Linked DNA regions of Homo sapiens: region 2 is linked to region 1. The links are chromatin loops, found by intact Hi-C in ENCODE. Cell type or tissue: GM12878. All regions are shown on one strand.

Region 1 (8,000 bases):
AATGTCACCCAGCATATGCTACACACAAAGAAATTCAATTAAGAAGACCTATTATTTAACACAGTGTGAGAGGAAGCCTTGGGATAAGTTTCAAGTTGATAAAATACATCTTTTTTGGTTTTTCGCACAACTGATCTAGTTTCCCTTTTAATGCCAAAGGGGAAGTAATCTTACCTTGGAAAACAAGAAGAAAACCTGACCAGAGGCTTTCAGAAGTAGTTAAATTCAAATAGGAAAAACCCTCTTCTTTTTCTTCTGCTGCTTCTTTTTCCCCTCCCCAGAGTCTGAGGGTAGCTGCACACTGCAGCTTTTTAAAGTGTGTTTTTCATAGAGGAATTATTCTCAATTCCCAGTGCTTCTTAGGCTCTACCTGAGGCCAGCCTAGATGTGGCCCTCCTCCAGCTATGCCCTTTTTCACAGGGCAAGGAAGATCAGACCAAGGCTGTGTGCCTGTACAGAGTGTGCATCGTCCTCTGGGTTCCCTGGAATTTCCTGGCCAAACAGCTTAGTGCTCTTCCAGGGCCTGCCAGGCCTATTCCCAGGGTTGTCCTCCTGGCAGAAGATCTTACAGCCACGGGTGCACCATAGCTCTATAGGGTGGAGTTTGTAGAGTGTGGACAGAGCTCAGATGAGTGAGCTCGGGTGTATACAGCCTTGCGTAGGAGACACTTCAGCGTGCAAGTTGGAGCTGCAGGTGGAAAGAAAGGGCCCCAGAGCCCTGTGCTCCTGGGTCAGTTCAGACCTCCTGGCTAGTCACATAGAAACTTAAACCTGGCCTCCCAGGGGTCATGAAGGTATATTTGTCCAGATAAGAACATAGAATATATTATATCAAACAGGTTTTAGTTTAATGCATAATTTTTACATAATTAGACTTGGGGTATGTGAACCTATATTTGTACTCTTGCCCAAGGTCTTGGATTATTTGGGGTGAGACTGCTTACAATTTAAGAGTTCAGAGAATGGAGTTGTAGTGACCTTTTTACCTGTTTCATGTCATCCACATGGCTAGAAGAACAAGCAACATGATAAAGGGAAGAAGATTTTGTGCATTGGAAGTTGGGTCAGTGTTTAATCTGAGTTAAACTAGAGTGAGACCAGCCCTTAAGGCTCTGGTAGAGGGTTGGTCTCAGGTCCCTGTCATCTCTCCCAGACGTTCCCACAGCCTCAGCTCTGGTGCCCCGTGCTGGCAGTCCAGGACTGAGACTGTTCTGAAACCTCCCCCACAACCTGGACCTTTTCTCCTTGCTTCCTGTGAAATGTATCTGTCTAGAGTGTTGCTCTAGAAGAGTAATTAATTTGATTAATTGAATTTACTAAAATGATTATGAATATTAATGGGTTATATGTCACCCTTATTCCAGCTTCCATTCCAGAAAAAGCCATTTGCATTTCCAGAATTTCCAAAAGTGCATTTCACAGCAAACCAGTACCTACAAGACCTCTGTAAGAAAAGGGCCTTGTGGTTATTAATTCTGAGAAACACACTCTTGGGAATTTACAAAGATGTCAGCCTATTAAAGACTCTCAGAAGACCAGCAGAAAAGAAAACGGCATGATTTTGTTTAACTCAGCATTTCCCAAACTTATGACCTTCATTCCCCTTCTCTCATTTTGCTTTCCAAGTAACAGGTTTAAGAAATACACATGGGAAATAATCTCTTGATCCAAAGAAGCAACTACTTGTAGAAATTTCCAGCACTGTGTTAGGCAACACACAAAGATGTAATCATGGTATCAAAATTACTTTCCTGGCCTATTCATGAATATCATTTAAATGATGTTGGTATTGCTCGTCGATAGGTGTAAAGCTTCAGTTATGCAAGAGGGAAAAGTTCTTGAAAACTACTGTACAACATTGTAACTATAGTTAGCAATACTGTATTGTACATTAAAAATTTTCATAGAATAGCACCCATGTTAAGAATTCTTACCATAATAATAAAAAATAATGGCACATCCCTTATGTATTTGCCCACCTAAAGGCTCTAGGTAGTCAGAGCACCATTGATTACCTTGGAGGAAAAATGTAGTCATCTTTGAACAAATAATTCTTTTTAAATTTGAGTTTATAAGTACTTGTAGATATAAAAGGCAACTACAGCAACATTTGCTTAATGAGAATACATCTGGGCACAAAATGAGATCCTGTTATCCTGCTCTCCTATTTGCATCACACCATATTGGTCAGTAGCCTTGTGATACGGTTTGGCTCCGTGTCCCCACACAAATCTCACCTTGTAATAATCTCCACGTGTCAAGTGCAGGACAGGTGGAGATAATTGAATCATGGGGGTGGTTTCCCTCATGCCGTTCTTGTGATAGTGAGTCTCACGAGATCTGATGGTTTTATAAGGGGCTTCCCCTTTGCTCAGCACTCATTCTCTCTCCCGCTGCCTTGTGAAGAGGTGCCTTCCACCATGATTGTAAGTTTCCTGAGGCCTCCCCAGCCATGGGGAACTGTGAGTCAATTAAACTTCTTTCTTTATAAACTACCCAGTCTTGGGTATTTCTTCATAGCAGTGAGAGAACGAACTAATACACTGTGAAAGTGTAAGAATTTTCCTTCATAGCACTTATCATCATTTATAATTACTTGATCAGTCTGTTCCATTTTCGAGAGTGTGTACTCATCCTCCATATTGCCTCCTACAGAGCAGGTGCATATTTATTGATGGAATATACTCAACACAGTTTTGGTAAATGAATCCTAAACTCTGATATCAGATCCTATTCTTTTTTCTTACGATTGATGCTGTTTTCTAATTTATTCCATTCCTGTTTTATTCATCTATCCATTTAATAAACAGTTGAAGAATGACTTCATTCCAGACATTTCCTTGGGTACAAAATTTATTCTAAACCACGACTGCACATTCCACCGGAGAGGCTTGAGTGACACTGTGAAGCCATTTTTTTAATGCCCTCAATTCATGTTCATTTATTCCTTCCTTCATTCAGGAACTTAATTACTGCCTACACTTTCTTCTCAGTGGTATTTGGGGCCCTTGCATTTCATTTTATTTAATTTTGTCTCCTTATTCTTTCTAAACTTGGAAAATATTTTGACTTTAGAAATCATTATTGAAATATATATATATGCCTCATATATATATATATATATATATATAATACCTCACCTATTTAAATTCTAATAGGAATTAAAAGCCTTAAACCCAAAAAAAATCATTTAATTGCAGAATTTTTAGGTTCAGCCAGCTGAGCGATAGGAGATCATCGAGGGGAAAGAAGGAAGCACCCTCTCTAGGTGCTTCAAGTACGAATATGCCACAAAAATCTCTTTGTATTGTTTATTTTATGCTCACGGCAGCACAAGTGGCTGGGGCATTGCAGGGAGATTTCATCTTTGGGGATGTACAGAGAAATTGGACCATCTGACCCCTCAGTCACCCCTGACAACAGATTCCAGGAATACAGGCTGGCATGGGCTACAAGTGTTGGAAGGGAATGAAAGTGTTCTCTAAGTCCAGAGTTCTGTCATAACATTTTGCTACAAAATCTAGTGTTCCTGGAAATTCCATCAGAATGGTCTCACTATGGCCTCCTTTTTATGATTTAACAAAAACCCAATTTAAAGATTATGTAAAGCAAGTGTGGTAAAATATAATGCACTGCCTGGAAGATGAATAGGATGAATTCTTATAATAAGCAAAGAGATATGTTCCCTTCAATCTTCCCAAAGCACTGGCCCTTTTAAATTGAACTTGAAAATCTAAAGAATTGTACCTTGTAATTATAAGCAACAATAATGTGTATGTATGTGTGCGAGTGTGTGTGTGTGCGCGTATGTATGACAATGCAAAAATTGAGTTGCAAAATTCTTAATAAACACAAGAAAAACTTTTGAGTTTATGGAACAATAATGTTCTGTTTGGCGTGCAATTTCCACAAGATGGCAGTATTTGCTCATAGAGAGCAAAGAGTTACTGTGGTTATTGTTAATCTATGGGATTGAAGTGCTGAAGTATAGACTTTGTGGGGCTGTAAATACTTAAACTATTAGAAATAAGTTTAGCTATTAGACTGTGATGAACTAACGGCTAAAATCTCTTTTTGGAGTATAGTCAGAAAAATTCCTGCTATTTTTACACCATGGTGATGCATAACAACACTTACTTTTGAGGGTCATTGTGGTGTGAATTAATAAGACCACACGTGACGATCTCAGTGAGCAAGATGCATGAAAAGCTCATTACCTGGCACGCGGAAGGCTATTGCAACTCTAAAGCTAGACTTATTATTGTCACATGTATCACTATTGTTCTTTCTTTGGACCTGTTCCGGTACATACTTCTTAATGGAGAATTACATGCCCATATGATCAATGAATGATTGATTCACTGACACGGACATCTCATTTCCTTTTTTTCATCCAAAATATTAAAACATTTGTGATCCCATTGAACAGAAAAATTTTAGAAGTCCATAAAACTTAATTGCAATTTGAAAATTGCACTGATTTCTTTATTGGTATAAATGAGGAAATTTCAGGGGAAGGGAGTAGAGGAATCAAAAGATCCTTCTTTCATATTAAAATTAAAGAAATCCAACAGGTTTAGGCATTCATCTTGAAGAGCCTTTTTAGCCTCATTTGTGTTTGAGACTCACACTAATTTTTGATCCCTTACCATTTTTAGTCACTACTCTAGGAAATGATTTTCAAATTAATTTATTTGTTACAAAACAGGTTGCTGAAAGTTGGACGCAAATTTCTAATCCCACATAGGTCACTCTGATTTTGTCCTTAAATACCATCGCTGTCAATAAGTTCCTCTCAAACTTTTCTGGAATCATGGCCCATAGGTGAATTCCTACTGAACCAAACTAAAAAAGTTACTGGTTACTGGTTACCTAAGAAAAATGACACCTGCCTTTTTAGTCATTTCTACTAGGAAATTAGAATGGGAAAGGTTGCAGACATTATTGCTTCCCCGTCTGTTTCTCCTCCCCCATTTTATGGATGAAGACGCTAAGTAATCCGGCATAATGATTCCCTAGATTTTTCACATGGAACACACAATCTCACTGCTGTAGAGTTTAAATGACTTTTTAAGTTGCTCACACAGATAATAAATAGTTGAATTGGGCTTAGAACTCAGGTCTGCCTTCCAGCACATTTCTCTCCATTATCTCACACAGCTTCTAATATGTAAGTATGCAGAGAAAAGCTATCTTCTTTAGTTTCAGAGATTTCTTAAACCCTGAGTAAACGTCTCATCAATATGTTTCCTCTAAACCAAACAATATAATTATAGTGTGATAGCAAATGTATTCATGCTACAATTTGGGTATGCAGAGAAAATGTAGCTTTTCTCTATAACTTAATTGATCTTAGGAGGACTGTGCCTACTGAGCAGTGGGGAAAAAACTAAATTTAGCCCAATATGATTTAAAATTTAATCTCATCTAATAATTTAACATGTCTCTAGCTTTAGCTCAATCTACTTGAGAGAATTACTCAATTCTTCCCATTTCTTCTCTTTTCCCTTACTCTTTTTCAAAATGGTATCAGGATTTATGGAGGACAGCATTATATCCCTGAAATTAGGGATTTAGGGGAAAGGTGGTGGCTGGTCTCTTGCAGGTCCTTGAATTCGCTTTGGCAGCTCTCCTTTGAGGTGGGATGGGCTTGGGTTCAGTTTTAGAGATTAATAGGTGACTGCTGCTAAAGTCTGCAAAGGCTATAGGTGCTAAAAGTTGGCTAATGTAGGGCTTATGGGCTCCTCCCTGCTGACTCAGCCTCCTTTGGTTTGTTGGGGTGCTCTACATCCTTCTGAGCCTCTGCCATTTTCTTTATCCAGCCCCTGATGATTCTGTAGCCCTCCAGATGGTATGATGACCTCACCTTGTTATTCACTGTGGAGGGGCCCAAGGCAGGTCCATATGCTCTAACCCCGCATGCGAGGCACAGGAAAGAAAGGGAGGCCTGGGAATGATTATTGAACCTGTGCTTTTTCCTGACCCTGCTGCTCTGCATTCTTAATGATCTGAGGTCTTCTCTGTTGTTAAAGAGCCTGGTGTGCCCTGGGAACTCCCCCAGAGACCCTAAAGGGAAGAGAAGCATTAGGTCTTCTACCCTTGTTGTGCCTTTCAATCTATCTAATGTCTTCTTGCCTTTCTCTTCTCCTGACCTCTGTTAGAATCCTCTGGTCAGAAGAAGTAAGGCTTCCTTTCCTCTCCTGAATATCCTTCTTACACCCTAGGTCTTCAAGCTTCTTGTCCTGTCATAGTGAAAGATAATTATAGCTATGTAACGCCAGAAACTCTATGATACAAGACCTTTTGGTACTTCTTCAATTTGGAAGTATTGAGGCAATTTGGGGGTAGAAATTCGTGAGGATAAAATAACCATTTTAATATTTCAAAAATATTTTATCAGTACCTACTTATGAGTTTTATGTAACCAAAATTAAAAAGATATTTAGGAGAGAGTCCCATTACTCAATACTGTTTAATGTCAGTTATCACTGAGAAAGAAATTTTGAAATTTCTGAAAAAAAGTTATTTTTTTCACACACTGAATAAATCTATTTTGGCTCATAATATCCACATTATTAAATTCATTTTCTGGGTTTTCACAAAATTTTCCTCTCCATGGTTACTGAGAAAGTATTAATAATAGCATGCAGATGATTTTCAGAAAAAACTTTAGCTCAATAGGTTTTTCATTCATTCATCAATTTTTTCATCCTAGCTTTGGAAAACGTAGGTAATCTTGCATCGAAGCAGAAGCACTTCTCAAAGATTAAGATTTAAACAATTAAGCATAGTGGCACTTTGATTGGCATATCTAATATTACAATTTGCATATCAGAGTTGTAAAAATCAATTCTATCAACTTCCTGTGAATCAATCATCAATCGATTATTTTTCTTAAGCAAAATCTCTTAGTGATCAGTTGGTAACATTAAGTGCAACAAATATTTATTGATAGCATCTAATACCTCAGTAATATCAAATAGTGTAAGGGAAACTATTAGGAGCTATTTCCTTTGTTTAAATTGAACTTTTAACTATTTCTTCTAGCTAGTTGAGCCAAATGGCAGTTGCTTAATTTCAATCCACCAAGAGTTTCTATCATATAGGTTAATAGTACTTCATGGTATTTCAAATAAATTCATAACTATCATCTTTTAGACTAGAGGTCAGCAAGCTTTTCTTGTTAAGGGTCAGATAGCCAATATTTTAGACTTTGTGGCCCATATGGTGTCCATCACAACTACTCAACTCTGCCTTTGTAGTGTGAAAGCAGCCGTAGAAAGTAAGTAAACAAGTGGGCTTTATTTGTAAAAACAGGCAAGCTGCCAGAATGACCTTCTGGCTATAGTTTCTGACTTATTTTGGAAACCTCAGAGAAAATAACTCTATAAGCCAATAAGTTCTCATTTCACTGATGAAGATATTGAAGTTGAGGTGGCTTAAGTGATATAGCAAGTCCAATCATTGGAAAGTATGAGTCCGTTTTAGAACCAGAGATGGTGACTCCTATTCCAGTGCTCTTTCAATAGTGTATTAATATGTATTAACATGTAGTAATATCTGTTATGACATGTGCATCTTTAAATGAGTACAGAGTGATCATGTGTTGAGTCCACATTTCACCACGCTGAGAGAGAATTTCACATATGCACTGTATATGAACAATGGCCACATAATCCTTCAAGTGAATTTTGAATTTCTTTGGTTTTCTGATTATATTGTAAAATATATCTGAGCATTTATTCTGAGATTGGAAGTGCCCATGTTCCAAAAGATGACTGCCTCACTTATTCAAGATGAGGTAGTATTTGTCTTCTGAGGGTTGTATTTCCTGAATCATTTTCTAGGCAATGGGAGCTTGAGCCTGAAGTCAAGGCGATATGAGCAGATATTACACTCCTAAAAAAAGAAATTCCAGGGAAGTGATTATGATTTACTAAGAACGGGTAAGACAATGAACTGAGGCAGAAAAGGTTGTGTCTCTTTTAATCAAAGATATG
Region 2 (8,000 bases), 600 kb after region 1:
TTCTGGTTTGTGTGCTCAAAAATAGGCAATAAATATTTTCTATAATTTTTACACTTAGCCTATTTTAAGTTTGTGTGTGTGTGTGTGTGTGTGTGTGTGTGTGTGTGTGTGTATTTCATTGTGTTGAAAAAAGCCACTTGGAAGAATAATATAACTTTCAGGGAAGGAGTGAATACATGTTCTTTTTATTCACTGTTTTTTAAAAAATAGTACTTGAGGCCACTGAATGATCCCCTAGTCATCTGAGGGAATATTTAAATAATGCTCTGTTTCTATAGTTTGAAAACTGACCTAGAACTAAGAAGGTAAATAAAATATTAACTTTTATTTTAATTGTTATCCTACCAGTGTCCTTTTGCTCAGAGCCAAATGCAGCAAGTTTCATGGGCACAAATGGACCACATTTTCAGTACTGGTGATTATAGTGAAAGTATTTTTATGCCAGAAACTGGGTTGATTTAAGAAGTAACCCTAGAAATTATATATGTAATAGCTTTCATATAAAATTTGATTCCTTAAAAAATGAGTATCTCTAGTCACGGTTCTGTTTCTCTTTTTCTGTAAGATCTTAAGTTGAAGCTAAAGACTCTGTTTTTATTTTTGCTAAGAGCAAGGAAATAGCCAAAACAGAGTCAACTCCAATTGCCCATGTTTAAATTTTAAAAGAGATGACTATTATTTATTTATATAACTAATAAATTAATTTATGGAATCCCATGATTTCTTATTAATAGTACATTCTACTTGTAGTGATATATTTTTTATCTATTTGTTCATTCTTTTGACTGGCTAACTAAATATACATATATATACACACATTTTTGAGCTGCTTTCTTGAAGTAAGACGTATAGCTAGTGAGAGAAAACTGTCCTTATCTAATGAGATTTCATCTAAAACTTTTTAATGATGCCTTTATTATGGTGAATTTGAAATATTAACAAAAGTCTTTCTTTCTCTTTCTTTCTTCCCCTTTCCTTTCCTTTCTCTTTCTTTCTTCCCCTTTCCTTTCCTTTTCTTTCCTTTCCTTTCCTTTCCTTCCCTTTTCTTTCTTTTGAGATAGAGTCTCACTCTGTTGCTCAGGCTGGAGTGCAGTGCTGCGATCTCAATCACGGCTCACCGCAAACTCTGCCTCATGGGTTCAAATGATTCTTATGCCTTAGCCTCCCAAGTGGGTGGGATTACAAGAGTGCACCACTACACCTCGCTAAGTTTTATATTTTTAGTAGAGATGGTTTCTTTTGCCATGTTGGTCAGGCTGGTCTTGAATCCATGACCTCAAGTGATGCACCTGCCTCGTTCACCCAAAGTGCTGGGAATACAGGTGTGAGCCACTGCACCCAACCATATATATGTTTATATTTATATACTCACCACCACCACCCTAAGTTACTTTGAAACAAATCTATAAAATTTTTCAGAATGCATCTCTAAAATATTAGAAATTTTAAAACATAATCCAAATACTAAAATCATACCTAGAAAAAAAATGATTTCTTAATATCATCAAGTTTTCAGTTAATGTTCAAATTTTCAAATAACTCATATATAAATTAATTTTGCAGCTCATTTGAATCAGTATCCAAATAAAGTACATGTGTTACTATGTGTTAAGTTTTTCTTTTTAGTGTATTTTAATCTATAGGCTCATCCTTCATTACTCTTTTATTTCCTTTCTTGCCATTTTCTGTTGGTGGTGGTGGTTGTGTTGCAGAGAAACCTAATATCTATTTTCAAAAAAGGAGCCTACCCAAATTTAAGCACATTCAGGGAAGAGACCTCAGGATGCAATATAGACTTTTAAAAACGATATAGAGAACTACTAAAATAACTAAGACAACAAAAACCAGGTGACTAGCATACCTTGATGGATTTGATAGTTGTTGAAGTCAAAATAAAAATTAGCACCAAGGAGCAGGCTGCTGGTTGGAATCTCTTTGGAGACAGATCTGTATCAATATAACTGTGCAACAACTGGAGCCATCAAACAAGGAATGGGGTGCCTCTAGAGTATGAATTTGTCATTGAAGCAATTCAAGAGTAACTTCAAAAAGACACAATTTCTTTTAAAATAATGAGAAACAACAATTGCTTGCTGTGTCTCAGAACAAAGCTGGAATTCAAACAATTTTTACATTCCCTTTCTGATGTTATTTACTCTTCTTGCTGTCACTTTCACTACCTCTCTTATGAAACATACAAGATTTTTACTCTCTCACCGCCACCATGCACACAACTTGCTCCCATTAACTGTAGTGGTAAGTGGATTAGTAAAATAATTGTCAATGCACTGCCTCTCTCCTGACTTAATGGACTACAAATTGAAGGCTCATTACAGAGCATCTGCTTAGTGGAGCCCAAATCATATCTAGCAACCTATGAGCTAGCACACTGGTTTAGATTCTCAAAGCAGACTCACGAGAATCAGAGACCTTACTCAGTAGTAACCTAGTACTTATTTCAAGGAGACAGACAAGAAAAGCCTCAGACCAAGCACAGAGAGAACAGACATTAAGGGTGGTTCCCCAGGTTCTTCCTTCTCATGTCTGACAAGCAGCTCTGGCCAGAAGAGATTATATCCCTGCATTATCCCTACATGAGGCTTCTGGGATTCCTCATAAAGCAGTGATTGTTAAATTCTGAAACATCTTCATTTTATACTCCAGATAGTTCTATAGTTTATGTGTGGCATTCCTTACAGATGGCCATGCCTTACCGATACAGGGTTATGTTTACTAAGTTTCATTATTCTTTGCCAGCACATCATGCTGACAGCATTGCAGAGATAAGGTCTCTTTCTCCAAATATTTTTAGTCCATTTTCCTGGATGTCCAGCTGACAAGGAGAATAGACCCAGGTCACCTGACTTCTTTTCTTTCCCACAGGTGATGTTCTCCAAATGAAGGGAGTGTAGAGAGAGCAGACCAGTGGCTATAACTCCTTCTACCCACTTTAGATGTTGGGGTTTGAGAAAATGTAAATTTTTAGCTTTAAAGTGTCAACAGCATAAGAAACACTTTAATAGATAGATACTAAAATTTTTAGCTAACAAATTACAGTCCACTACAATTTTTCATTCACTTTATCTTTACTCACGTATGTTAGTGTTTAAATGCTAGCTCCAATTCTCTCTTTCCATGTGGAAATCATGAAGACTGCAGGCTATGTGAATCCCACTCAACTTTCATTTGCTCCTTTTACCTAAAAGATACAACTAGTATTTTATAACGTAATGCCTTATAAGTGCCTATACATATGATTTAGTGCTTTAAGATAAAACACCTTTAATTTGCTAGTATTCTCCACTCCTAGTATTGTAACAATATAGATATTCAATGCAATATTGGTTGAGTATTAATAAATACAAATGACATTCCTCTAATTTTCAGTGTTTAAATTTCTGCTCCCTATTTGTGGTTCTAATAGGTGGTTTTGCGCCGTCCATCAATCTTCCAAGCTTTAAGAAGCACCTCCTGTCTGCACAGTATTTTTAATTAAAGGGAGTCCTTTTAATTATGGAATGTTCATTTATGTTAAGTTGCTACTATTGTTGATAAGACTCAGCTCTGATATGAAAAAGCAGATACTCTGAGAGAAAGAGGAGTTAGCGCAAAACTAAAACATCATGCTTCATGCCTTCTCCTTTGGGACTCTGCTCTTAGGGAAGCTCTTTTGGAAGAGTCATAACAGGCACACCAAGTTTTCCTATTCTGATTCTCTGCTGTCAACAGTTCCCTCCTTTCATTTACTCTCTCCAGTTTCACTACTGTAAGACACCTGAAAGGAAAGTCAGGGAGGTAAATGACAGAGGATTCTCATATCTCCTCTTTCCTGTGTCCCCTCTGTCTTAGATTCATTTATTCTAATCTTTAGCAATCCCACACTCTATTAATAACCTTGACTTTGGCTATATTTAGGGGCTTCTGCTCAGGCTCCTGGTCTTTTCTTCTCTTTGCAGTATGAATTTATAGAAAAGAACAACAACCTACTATGACATTGCTCTCTCTTTTTCCTTTCCTCTCCTTCCGCCAGTTGTAAGTTGCCAAGTCTGAGGACTAACAGTTGATGTGATATCTGCTTACATAATAATAACAAAATAATTTATATTTCTTTGCAATTGCTAGTATTAGGCACTGTGTTAAACCCTTTGCAGGAATTACCTCATTTAATTATCCCAACAATCCTATGAGGAAGTTATTATCTCCATCTTCCAGATGAGAATGCAGCCTTCAGAGAAACTGAAAAACTTCTCCAGGGTCTTCCTGCTAAGCAAGGATATGAACACAGGTGTGTGAAATAACAGTGCTCATACTCTGAACTCTTACGTCATAGTGCCTCTCTGGAAAGGGGCTGCAGATACGTTATTTTCCTTAACACGTCAATATCAGAGGTACGCATGAATTAGAGAACAGTAGTCAAAGCTTACTTTATTTACTCCAATTGTCACGTAAGTGTCTGTGCTCTGGCATGAAAACAAAAATCACTCACATTCTTTCCTCCCTAAGTGTTTTTCTAAAACGACATCTGAAAAATGAAAGGAAAAAAATTAAGCATATTTTGTCACTTTTCTCCCAAAGCTAGATTCCTCAAACAAGGATAACCGGTATTTTCATTTTTTTCCCCTACCATTCGTTTGATACTATTAAAAGTCAACATAGAGCCTAAAAACAGCTGACTTCTCAATAAACTTATTTCTAGACTAATTTTGGAAGGACAAAAATCAGAGAAGCATAAATTTTTAAAGGTCCTGGTTTTGTTTCTAAATTTAAAATAACTGCATGTTTTATGACTATCTCAGCTGTGTTTTAAAAAATTATTCCCAGGAATGAGCCTTGTTATATTCTGAGTTTAATTTGTCTTGTAATAAAACTTAGATGCTTTTCTGATGCCACTACTCAGTGCTGCTATCCTTACTCACTTTAGCCCGTTACATCTGCTCTTCATTCTCATGGAGAAGAAAATCAAACCAGGGTTATCTTAGTCCCAAAGTCATGCTCTTAAAATCTATTTATGTCGCTTTCTACAATTTCTGCTGAGCCATCTGTATTGTTCGGTATTTCCCTCTGTTTATTTTCTTTTCTAAATTACCTTTTTTTTCCCCCCCCGGGCTTGGTTTTTCGCCTGTCACACATCTCTCATCTAGCCAGAATACATTAAGGCCCTATTTATATACCAAGCACAGTAAAGAAAACCAAGTTCACGTGTGATGAACTTACAGTCCATGGATAAAGAGAACTAACTTAATAGGTAATTATAAGACAATGTGAAGAGGGATAGGAGTGGGGCAATTACCTAAGGAGGGATCCTGATTCCATGCTATAACTTCTGTATTAATCTAAAAATCCATATAATGTATTCTGAGTCTCCATGTTTGTCATCCCAAATTCATAACTCTTACATTCTGTCCAGTACTAGTTATGTTACAGGGGCATTTGCAGGTAGCCTTAATATTAAGCCACAGTCTACTATTTCTGCCCAAACTTATTTTCCAGACTAGTAGCCACTCCTACCAATGTTACATGACATTGTTCCTTAAGTAATTAAAATTTCATATGGTTTTACTTCTTTTTTTGGCTAAATATTTAATGACAGCCCATCATAAAAAATATACAGTCATAAGAAATGTCTATTTTGAACTACTTCTCTTTTTTTAAATTCTGCTAAATTTTTTTCTTGTTATTAAAAAAAAAAAACTGGCAAGTGCAGTGATTCACACCTGTAATCCCAGCACTTTGGAAGACTGAGGTGGGAAGATCACTTGAGCCCAGGAGTTTGAGACCAGCCTGGGCAAGATGGCAAGACCTCGTCTCTATTTAAAAGAGAGAGAGAAAATATACATGTATGTATATATATAGTGTATATATATATATATATATATATATATATATATATATATATATACACAAAAAAAAAATCAGAAGTGGAAAATAAAGGCATTTATAATCTTACTGTCTTGAGATAACCACTCTTGATATTTTGGTTTATATGCTCCATAATGTTCTTAGATTAATGCACATAAAAATTAAATCACATTGTGGGGCTGTTAAATACACATATAATTTGTATATGTATTTAAATAACACATCTTGACAGAAAAATGTTAATATTAATTCTAAGATATTTGTTTACAACAAATGTATACACACAACCTGAAAGGAATGTGTATGTTATTTACCATGGAATATTTTTGATTTTTTAAAAAAGAGGATACTTCCAAGATGTGTGTTTTAAAGTAAATGTATAAAACAGAAAGAAGCAGATTCAAAAGAGTTGCTAAAACTATTATGCTCTAGAAAATGCGGTAAGTGCTTTTATTCCTGTGTGGGCCAGCATGAATGAATACCAGCCCTTCTCTTTTCTCTTCATTTAATCTTGCACAGCATTCAATATTGTGTTTTGAGCTGTCTCATATTGCCTCTTGGGTGTTCTATTATCTTTCTTATTTGACCATGATGAAGATGGAACTCCTCATATTTCCTTCAAAATTCTTGCTTCTTTCTAATTATTGGTACAGTCATCATTCTTTCTAGGATACCCTTCTCCAGATAGCACATTTTAACATTTCAAGGAATTCTACATGTAAAATGTATGTAACAGACAAAAATGATTCCAGGTTGATGATGTACCTGTAAAATAAATTCATTAGTCCAGTTGTATAATGATAAATTATGGGTTGCTAAGCTTACAGACAAGATTTTATTAAATTATAAAGTTGTTAAAAAGGAATATACAAACACACACTGATATAAAGAAAACACAAGAAGGAAGCTACTGAGCTGAAGCACAATATTTTTATTCCTCGCTAACACAGGCCTATCCTTATTTAAATCTCAACAATTTGAAGAAACTACTATGTGGTAAGCTGACATGTTTATTATATTTTAAAGGAGCTTCTATGTCACTAATAGGCATGAAAATTGTAACTAATTTAATTCAGCGTTAATTCTTCAATAAATGTATTTGAATATATACAATTTAATTAAGCACTGTCTTCATATTCAGTGTTAATTTATGGTAACTTATTACAATTCTGATAAAATTGTTATCTGTCAGTCTGCCTAAGATTTTTTTCATTCCAGAGGATTCAGAGATCAAATTTCTAAAATTCACAAAGAATAAGGAGGGCTTTCCTCAAATGGGATGCTTTCCACTATGACAGTCCTAACATGATCATCATGAGAAAAACCTCAACTGGCCTGTTCCAAAGAAATGTTATTAGGATTTCAAGGCTTTTCTGGAAATGTTAGGGAGATCATTTTTTGGAAATATATTAGAAATTGACTAAATTGCTGCCATAGTCAAAATAAAAATTGGAATGTCTTAAAAATTAAATTCCAGCAGATTTTATGAGATAAAAAATTAGAAATAACTATAGATATTAATAAGAAAAACTTAAAGTATAAAAGAAAACATAATTGGTAAAAACTTAAAATATTTTTAACTTTAGTAAGCACAATTTACACTGCAAAAATTGCAGGAAGGGGGGAGAATTTTGCTATATTAAAAATAAAACTTATAAGGCAAACTGGAATTGGAGATGATAGTTTCAGTCACATAAAAACTATGATTTACACATTTTTAAAATTGTTATTTTTTTTACCCTGAAAATCTTAGTGTTGAGTCTGGTGCTTAATCTTCACAGTATTTCAAAATCTGGTCTAAAGACCACATGAACGATAATTATGTAGTAAGTTTGTTAAAAATATAAATTACCATGTACAGCTAATTATTTAAAAACTATTTAGGGCACAGCTGTAATAGAAAATAAGGCATTAAAAAGGATGTGGGAATTAGAAGCTCAAATTCCTTCAAATATTAATTAAGGCCTTTCCTAAGAAAGTAGTGAGATATACTCAGTTCTAAACTCCAGTAATAATGAAGAATGTGAAGAAATTCAGAAAGGTCACAGAAATGATGAGAGGCTGGAAAATTACATTTCTGCTCAAACCTCAGAAGTTAAAGGCAAAGCCATACTTCTATTGCTTGATTTCTAAGAGGTCAA

Evidence for each region. Peaks named below come from ENCODE experiments on the same cell type or tissue, not always from the same donor. Only the 100,000 strongest peaks of a DNase experiment are listed, where the experiment ranks them.
Region 2: it touches region 1 in a loop (3-fold over the local background); 5 of 110 quality-filtered maps call a loop at or near these places.

The regions. Positions count from the first base shown.
Region 1 is chr4:93,760,740-93,768,739 of GRCh38, reverse strand. All of the region lies in intron 14 of GRID2 (glutamate ionotropic receptor delta type subunit 2), which reads right to left. Among named protein-coding and RNA genes, the nearest start is that of ATOH1, 64 kb to the left of the region's middle. In GM12878, a CTCF peak has its summit at 3,919 (motif pointing right); no DNase peak of the experiment used is centred here; H3K27me3 peaks cover 431 bases.
Region 2 is chr4:93,161,256-93,169,255 of GRCh38, reverse strand. The region is part of intron 4 of GRID2 (glutamate ionotropic receptor delta type subunit 2); the gene reads right to left. Among named protein-coding and RNA genes, the nearest start is that of ATOH1, 660 kb to the left of the region's middle. In GM12878, no CTCF peak of the experiment used is centred here; no DNase peak of the experiment used is centred here.